2 separate regions of the Mus musculus genome follow, and region 2 is linked to region 1. The links are chromatin contacts, found by POLR2A ChIA-PET in ENCODE. All regions are on one chromosome and are shown on one strand. Each heading gives the region's core, a stretch centred on a gene start or an enhancer-like site at or near the end of the contact. The rest is flanking DNA. Distances are from core to core; before and after follow the strand shown.

What was found. ChIA-PET counts read pairs that join two places held with the same protein, here RNA polymerase II (POLR2A).
Region 2: POLR2A ChIA-PET joins it to region 1 with 12 read pairs in embryonic stem cell. The contact joins the promoter of Slc43a2 here to the promoter of Prpf8 in region 1. POLR2A ChIA-PET finds 5 or more read pairs at or near these places in 3 of 5 experiments (Patski and embryonic stem cell).

What each region holds. Positions count from the first base shown.
Region 1 is chr11:75,484,955-75,489,082 of GRCm38, reverse strand. Prpf8 (pre-mRNA processing factor 8) reads right to left here and starts at 2,306. Exons shown (of 42, transcript NM_138659.2): 1 at 1,892-2,306; 2 at 1,290-1,458. The coding sequence starts at 1,991.
Region 2 is chr11:75,530,230-75,534,357 of GRCm38, reverse strand. Slc43a2 (solute carrier family 43, member 2) reads right to left here and starts at 2,246. Exons shown (of 14, transcript NM_001199283.1): 1 at 1,944-2,246; 2 at 1,570-1,770. The coding sequence starts at 1,729.

The DNA.
Region 1 (4,128 bases), core at 1,057-3,556:
TACATGCAAACACTACCACGGCTGCTTAAGTTATTTTTGTTGTTGATGTTTTATTTTTTAGGACAGAGTTTCTCTGTCCAGCCTTATCAGTTATAGAACTCACTCTGTAAACCAGGCCATCCTCAAACTCAAAGTAATCAGACTCCCAAGTGCTGGGGTTACAGGCGTATGCTATTACCTTGCCCGGCAAGAAGTTGTTGTTATTGTTATTTCTTTTTTTTTTTTTTTTGCCGTCGTACTTTTATTCACATCATGTATTGTTATTTCTATTAATGGTTTTTTCAAGACAGAGTTTCTCTATATAGCTCTGGCTGTCTTGGAACTCACTCGGTAGACCAGGCTGGCCTTGAACTCTGAAATCAGCCTGCTTCTGCCTCTCGAGTGCTGGGATTCAAGGCGTGCACCACCACTGCCTGGCTAAGAAATTATTTTTTGGCTAAGAAATTATTTTTTGCAATAAAACTCTCAAGGTGGGGCTAGAAAGATGGCTCAGCAGTTAAGAGCACTGATTGCTCTTCCAAAGGTCCTGAGTTCAATTCCCAGCACCCACATGGTGGCTTACAACCATTTGTGATGGGATCTGATGCCCTCTTCTGGTGTGTCTGAAGACATCTACAGTACACTCATATAAATGAATTAAATAAATCTTTAAAAAGGAAAAAAAACAAAAACAAAACAAAACAAAAAAACTTCCAAGGCTTCCCCCACATCAATTAATTAACAGGCCAAATTTTTGTATCCAAATGGAATGTTAAGAATCTCTGCAGCTTGAGGTGGAAGAATTAACAGTAAAAGAGCGACCCCAGGAATGAACTATCCTAAACCTCTGAATGATAGTGACCAAAGAGGCATCCAGAATGCCTAGTGTCTTAATTTGAGCTTCAAACAGTTCCACAATACCAGACATTTTACAACAACACCAGCAGGGCAAAGCAAAACAATCAATGGCATAGGTAGACGATCTGGAAACTATCACAGAATCCCAGTGGTCCTAGCCTTACTCCTACAGTCATCCTATGTACAGCCTAGAGCCATGTTCCATGCTGGACACGGTGACATCTGCCTTCAATCCCAGCTCTTTGGAGGCAGAGGCATGGGGATCCCTATCGGTTAAAGGGCAGCCCGGTCTACAGAGCTAAATCCAGGGCAAAAATGCCCACACAGGGAAACTGTCTCAGTTAAAAAGTCACATTCCAAATGCTAGTCCCTCTATCCAGCACTGTCAATGAAGGGGCAGAGGAAGGAAAGAAGTCAAACTCCATATGATATTATCCTGGGATGTTACTCACCCCAAATAGACCCTTTTGTCATGACGGAACTTCCTGTTGGTCATGTCTCCATGGTCTCGAATGATCTTCCTGACATGTTCTGGTGGCATGTCTTCCTTCTGAGCATCCACAAACCCAAATTTCCGCTTCTCTGCATATCGCTTGGCCTGCAACTGCTGCCATTTTCGAGCTAGAAAAGCACCTCAGCTTAAAGGGCTGCACACATTTACCCTAATTATCCCTAACTCTTGCCCTGGGGCAACCCTCGGCATGCTGTGAAGAGAAATACTCACTGCCAAGTATCCTGCCATTTTACTACCCCAAACCACCTGATATTTTTGCTATAGATGTTTTGGGGAGGGTTGTTGTCTAATTCCTACATAGTAATGCAAACCCTATAAGGAAACAGGTTTTATCGTCATTGATGCATTTTACACACACACACGTACACAATAAGCTCCTGCAAAATAACAGGCACTTCCAAACTTTCAATGATTGGACTCAATTTTTAAAAATGTAAATACTGCTAATAAGCACACCCCTGATGACCTGCCTATGGAGGGAAGAAATGAAACCCGCCTACACGTTCGAGCCCGCGCACGCCGTTCCCGTTCGCCTCTCACCTTTCTCCTGCAGCTTCTCCTCTGACATATAATCCGGCAGCGGGGCTAGAGGGCCGGGCACCGGGTTACCCGGCCCTCGGTAAGGAAACACTCCGGCCATGCCGGGAGAATCTGGGATAGAGAGGCAGGCCAAAACTAATGAGCTAGGCCCGGGCCCACAAGGGGCAGATGGAACACGTCCGGAGCCCCCTGGCCTGCACTCTAGCCGGGCTGAGCGCTCGGGACCCGGGCCTGGCGCAGCTCCTCGGGCCGCTCGGCCCACTCGATTACCTTGCGCTCAGCCTCAGACGCCCACCACCCACCTGTCGCCCCTCACTCAGGTAGCGGCTAGGCTCGCAGAGCAATGGCGGAAAGACGACGTCCGCTCCGCGTTCCCAACTCCAGGAAGTGCGCAACCAGGCTCAGAAGCTCATCCAATAGACGCCGAGATGCTCTGATGGATTAGCGACATCTCCAATTGACGTTGCAGCCCGAGCCGGAGAGGCGGGTCTAAAAGCGGATTTCAGGGCGAGGGGTGTGGTCAGGGTAGGCTCACGCCCCGCCTTCTGCCAGTCAGTTTAGGAGCCCTCTCTAATAGATCTGACATTTAATTGGCTATTGATATTGTTCCTCAAAAGCCAAAGCCATACAATTTTAATAAGTTTGCGTACGTTGCACATTTCCCCTATATTTATTCTCATGAATTCAGAGCTGATATGTAGTACTAACTCCTACTCAATGAATCCTTTGTTCTTCTATTCCTTCATTACATTACTGTTAATAGTGGTAACTATGTACCAAAGAGTCAAATAACTCTTGGACCATCCAAGGCAGAAGGAAGGCTGGCAAAAATGTATGATGATCTGGGATGGGAATGTACTTCAGTTTGTACAGGAGGCCCTTGGTTCATTCCATTTCTGGCAATGCATAGACCTGTAGGATCTCAGCACTGGTGGGGGGTGGGGGGTGGGGGTGGAGGGGCGGGAGGTTAAAGGCAGAATAGTCATAAATTCAAAGTCTGGTCCTGGAAAGAGGACTAAACGATTAAGAGCTTTAGCTGTTCTTCTAGAGAACCTGGTGTGATCCCCAGCACATGGTGCCTCACGACTGTCCGAAACTCTGATTCTAGGGGGATCTGAAAACCCTCTTCTGCCCTCTGTAGATACAGAACACACATGGTGCACATACATACATGCAACCCAAACAACCCATATACATAAAATATTTTTTTTTCAAAAAGACATTCAAATTCTTCCTCGGCTATATAGTGTTTACCAAACCTCAAAAACAAAACAAAACAAAACAAAACAAAGAATCATTAATGTTTTGCCTTCATGTATGTCTGCCCACCACGGACATGCCTGGTACCCAGGGAGATTAAAAGAAGACATTAGCTCCCCTGGAATGGAGATAGGTATGATCTACCACTTGGGTGCTGGGAACCTGGGTCCCCTGCAAAAGCAGTAAATCTTTTTAACCCCTAAGCTGTCTCTCCCAACGCCTAAAGATTCTTGTAACACAGCATGATGAGCACTGGCAAGCATAGCATGGTAATCTGACTTCAGGGCGCCAGATTTTGAGCTTAATGCTTGATTATTAGAAGTAACGTACTAGATTTAATGCCTGGAGCTTCAAGCAACAAAATTAACTGAAGAATAAAAATAAAAACCCTGCCAGCCATGATGGTAATCCCAGAACTTGAGAGGCAGAGGCAGGTGATCTCTGTGTTTTCAAGGCCAGCCAAATCTACATAGCAAGTTCCAGTACAGCACAGCCAAGGATCTAGAGAGAGACTGTATCAAAACAAATAATCGTGCTTCTTTGGGAGATGGAAAGGAGATAACCTAGAAAACTTAGAAATGTCTCTGGGGAATTTCACTGGTAACGACCTTCTTCTCTCATTTCTCTTTCCTCTATCTGGCAACGATCACTCTAACGCATGCTATAGACAAGAAAAAAAAATGTTCTGTGTAAATCATAAACCAATAAAGACCTTAGAAGGAAGCTTAGGAAAAAATATAGGAGCAGGACTGAGGATGTAGCTGACTGTAGAGCATTTCCAAGTATTGCAAGGAGAGTCTATATTATAGCCTGACGAGGAAAGATGGATGAGAAGGATTTGACTGCAGCAAAAGATCAGAAACAAAGTAATTCCAGGTGGCCAGAACAGCTACAATACTTTTCTCTCCACAATGTTAAGAATTGAGCCCAGGGCTGGGCAGTGGTGGTGCACACCTTTAATCCCAGCACTTGGGAGG
Region 2 (4,128 bases), core at 997-3,496, 45 kb before region 1:
AGTATAGGCTTGTCAGCCCACCACTTAGGAGAATGAGATGGAATTATTACAAATTAAAGGCTAGCCTCAGCTACATAGCAAGATCCTTTGTGAAGAACAAAAGACCAAACAACCTTACAGACAAAAAAATTTTTAGAGCCGGGCAGTGGTGGCGCACACCTTTGATCCTAGAATTTAGGAGGCAGAGACAGGCAGATTTCTGAGTTCGAGGCCAGCCTGGTCTACAGAGTGAGTTCCAGGACAGCCAAGGCTACACAGAGAAACCTTGTCTCAGGGAAAAAAAAATTCTTGAGAGCCCAGCAATAATGGTGCACTTTGATCCCAGGACTCAAGAGGCAGAGGCAGGTAGATCCTTGAGTTTGAAGCAAGTTTGGTCTAGGGGTTGAGTTCCAGGACAGACAGGGCTACACAGAGAAACCCTATTTTGAAAATAAAATAAAATAAATAGCAAGCCCACTTCTTAGAGATGACACTCAGGGCGTGGAACCTCTTGCCACCAAGTCTGTCAACCTGAGTTTGACCTCATAAATTCACATAGTGGAAAAAGAGTGTCAACAACCAAAAGCAGTCCTCTGTCATCGACAGCAGTCCTCTGTCATCGACAGCAGTCCTCTGTCAGTCATCCAGTTCTGTGGCCCCCATAAATGAATAAAAAAATGTAAGAAAAAATTTAAAGTAAAAAAGTAAATGAATAGGACTCTAGAAATAAAAAAGACATGCCAGCAGTGACCTACAGAGTCAAGCCTGGGTACGGGGTGGGGCAGAGACAAGAGACAAAGGCAAGAAGCAGTTCTTACCAAGGATGCCTAAGAAGGGGAGAGGATGGCAGCTGACTCGGCCCCACTGATGACCCTACAGCAACCAGGGTATGAAGACAGGAGTGGCAGAAGGAAGGGTGGGGGTAGTGTGGGCCAGCCTCAGCCTGCCTGCAGTCTGTCCTGGAGAGTCTAAGCATCCTTCTACCACTGTCTCCCTTCCTCTTCCTCCCTACGATGTTTTGAAAGCCACTGAGATGTTCTCACAGTTCAGGAGAGGAAATGGCCTTTGGAGAATCATAAAGCAGCAAAAATAGACAAGAAATTCTATCTTGGCAAGCCTTTAAGGGGACTCCATAATGGCCTGACTTAAAAACATGTAGGTCTAGATGAACCTTCCTTCGGGTGGAGGCGAAGCCACTTCCTCTCTCCTGCTGCACCCCGGCCTATGAGAGTTCCTCTTTCTTACACATGTTTTTTTTTTTTTTTTTTTTTTTGCAAGGCAAGCAATGCTGCAGGCCCTGGAAGACCAGAAGGCCAGCAACGTTCCTGACTGCACGCAGGAGTCTATTAGTCTATTAGTCTACAGCTTGGGCAAATGGAAGACTTGTCCCAGCCTCAGTTTCTCCATCCACAAACAGGGACGATGATAATGATACGCACCCAGAGAGCTGGATGAGGATCAAATGGGCTTTTTGGCACTTAGAGGCGCTGTGCAGCAAGCAGGCATAGCTGGCTTACATCTTCACCACCAACCGCCCTCTCCCAAAGACCCACTCCAGAAACCTGCCCCCGACCGAGGCGCCCATCTCACCTGGCTTCGTACACAGGTAGGAGTAAAAGCCCTCGGACTTGAGCATGATGAGCAGCGAACCCCAGCCCAGGAGGACTGCGGAGAAAAGGAGGTTTTCCAACACAGCGGTGCAGGCCATCCACCAGCGGCGCCGATGGGCAGTGGCCAGGGTGGGCGCCATGGTGCGGTGTGGCGGTGGTCGGGCTCCGGTTCTGCAGACACCTGCGCGCAGACCTCAGCTTCAGCGGTGGCTCTACCCAACCCGTGTAGCCGCTGGCGCACAGCCTGTCAGTCCCTTGCAGCCCAGGCTATAGGTGCCCGCCGCAAAAGAAAAGAACCCTAGCCCTGTCAGGGACCTGGGCCACCCCGTACCCGCAGCTACCTGGTAACGCTACCTTAGGCCACAGTGGAGCCCCGCTGGCCAAGAGGAAAGGCTTCTCCCTTAGTTCACTCGGAGGTAAACTGAGGCATGGCAGCTGGAAAAGGGCTAATTATGCTCAAGGACGTGGAGCGGGTCCTGATCCCAAGCAAGACTGAACAGCCACTTTGGGGGCCGGAAAGGGAGGCAGCTCGTAGTAAGGTCACCTGAGCAGAGGCTCACCTGAGAGCTGCCACTCCCAGGGACCCTGACAGGCTCCCGCCCGCCCGCACTCGAGACCCTTCCTTAGTGCTTGTTCCTTCAACCACAAAATCAGCACAGGGAGCCCCGAAACGGCCCGCCCACGGCGCTTTCATTGGCGGGACCGCACAGGAACTGCCGCGCCATTGGTTAGTGTTTAGGTCGCTAGGCGCTACCGCCACGCGAACCCCGCATGGGAGAGGCGAAGCCGGTTCAAACCGGCGGCGCGAGCCAACCGCGCGACCCCCGTGTCGGGCTGTTACCCCGGCGATTAGCCCGTTTCCATAGAAGCGGATCCCGTCCCTCTGTCCTCCTGGCCTTTTTCGTTACGTCTCCCTCCCGGTGTCGTCCCTCTGACAAGTATGCACCTTCCCTCCAACCCCTGCCTGCGAGCGGCTTCAGGTTCTCGCACCCTCGTCTGAGACCCGGATCCTGGGAGTCCAGCTCACCCGGCTCCTACCAGTGTGTATCGGGCCCGCCCGGCGCCTTTTCTGTCCCCTTTATTTCCAGCCCTTTTATTCCTATCCTAAGATGAAAAACACTGCCGCCCGTTGATTGGCTGAGTGGGGCTGGAAACAGGCGTCGGCCAATCAGCAGCTACCCACCCGCCCCCCGGCGAGCAGAAGCCGGTTCCGGCCGGACTTGGAGACAAACAAGAGGAATGGGGGGGCTGGGGGGCGGCTCGGGCAGGCCCAGCTCTACCCAGTTAAACTGGAGTGCCCCTCGACCCGGTGACCGCCGCGGGCATCGCCCCACGCCCTTCTCGTTGCCCTCTTCCTTGTCAAGTTCATGGGTCAGCGTTTCAGGGAGTCTTGGTCCACAGCGAGCTGGGCTCCAAGCACCGTGCGGTTCGGCCCGCAGTATAGACCACCGTTCTCGCCCGGAGAGAACCAGGGCCGGATGCTCCAACTCCGCAGGCCATTACCGCCCTTTTGTGCTGTTTCCCGGCCTGCTCCTTGGGCTTTGTGTCCGGGCTCCTCGCTGCCTAGCCCCCGTTGTCCTATCCAGGCGCTGTCTACGGGTATCAGAACACCCCGACCCAGGTCGTGGCATAATTACCGCATCCCTGCTAGATCTCCCGACTCACCGGGTCCTTGCCTGGAATCAGGTGCCTCCTGCCTGGTCTTTAATCGGTGTCCCTTAAGGGTCTGTAGTCAGGATTTTGGACTAAGAGCCCCTGGTCCTCCAGTTGTCGCCATCCCCATCCCGCGCCCTCTTTTCTCGGTGCCTTCAGAGACCGGTCAGTGTTCAGGCCGGTCACCTTGGCATGCCCTGCCCTCCCACTTTCCCAAACGACTCTTTCATGTGGCTGGCACACTTTCTCGTCCACCCTTCTTCATGCTGTGAGCAATCCCGAGCACCTAGTTAGTCTAAGTCTGACTTTGGAGAGCGCGATAGATCACTAGGGGTCCAAAGAGCTCCGTCCTTTCTGTATCATCAGCGGAGCTGCGCTGCTCTGAGGACCTGCTTGGACGTGGAATGGAGCCTCAGCACGAAAGATTTGGCTGTCCGTCCGAGTCTCCCTGACGAGAGGCACTAACCTCCCCTCAGAAAACACTCGGTATCCCTCAGATTCTCCACACTTCAAGAGCCGGCTTGCTTTAGAGCTAAGGGTGTCCCCAGCAGCCTGACTCAGCTTCCCTCAGCTCGAGTGCGCCCCCTGGTGCCCAGAACCTTCGCCAGCCATTCTGCTAGTGCATGCTCTCCCAGACTTGGTCTAGGCTTGCTGGTGGGTTTGGGGGCCTGATGACCTACTGTGCAGAAATCTCATAAGCTCCAAATTGGACCTACTATCTGCCAATAGATTAAGCCCTTCAATCCTTTTCCTAAGCAATCTGCTTGAGGACCTTCTCCAGACATATATCTAAAATGTTCCCTCCCCCTCTTCAAATAAATAGTGCCCCCTTCTCCCTCAGATTGTGTGTGTCTGTGTGTGTGTCTGGGGAAGTGTTGAGACAGGA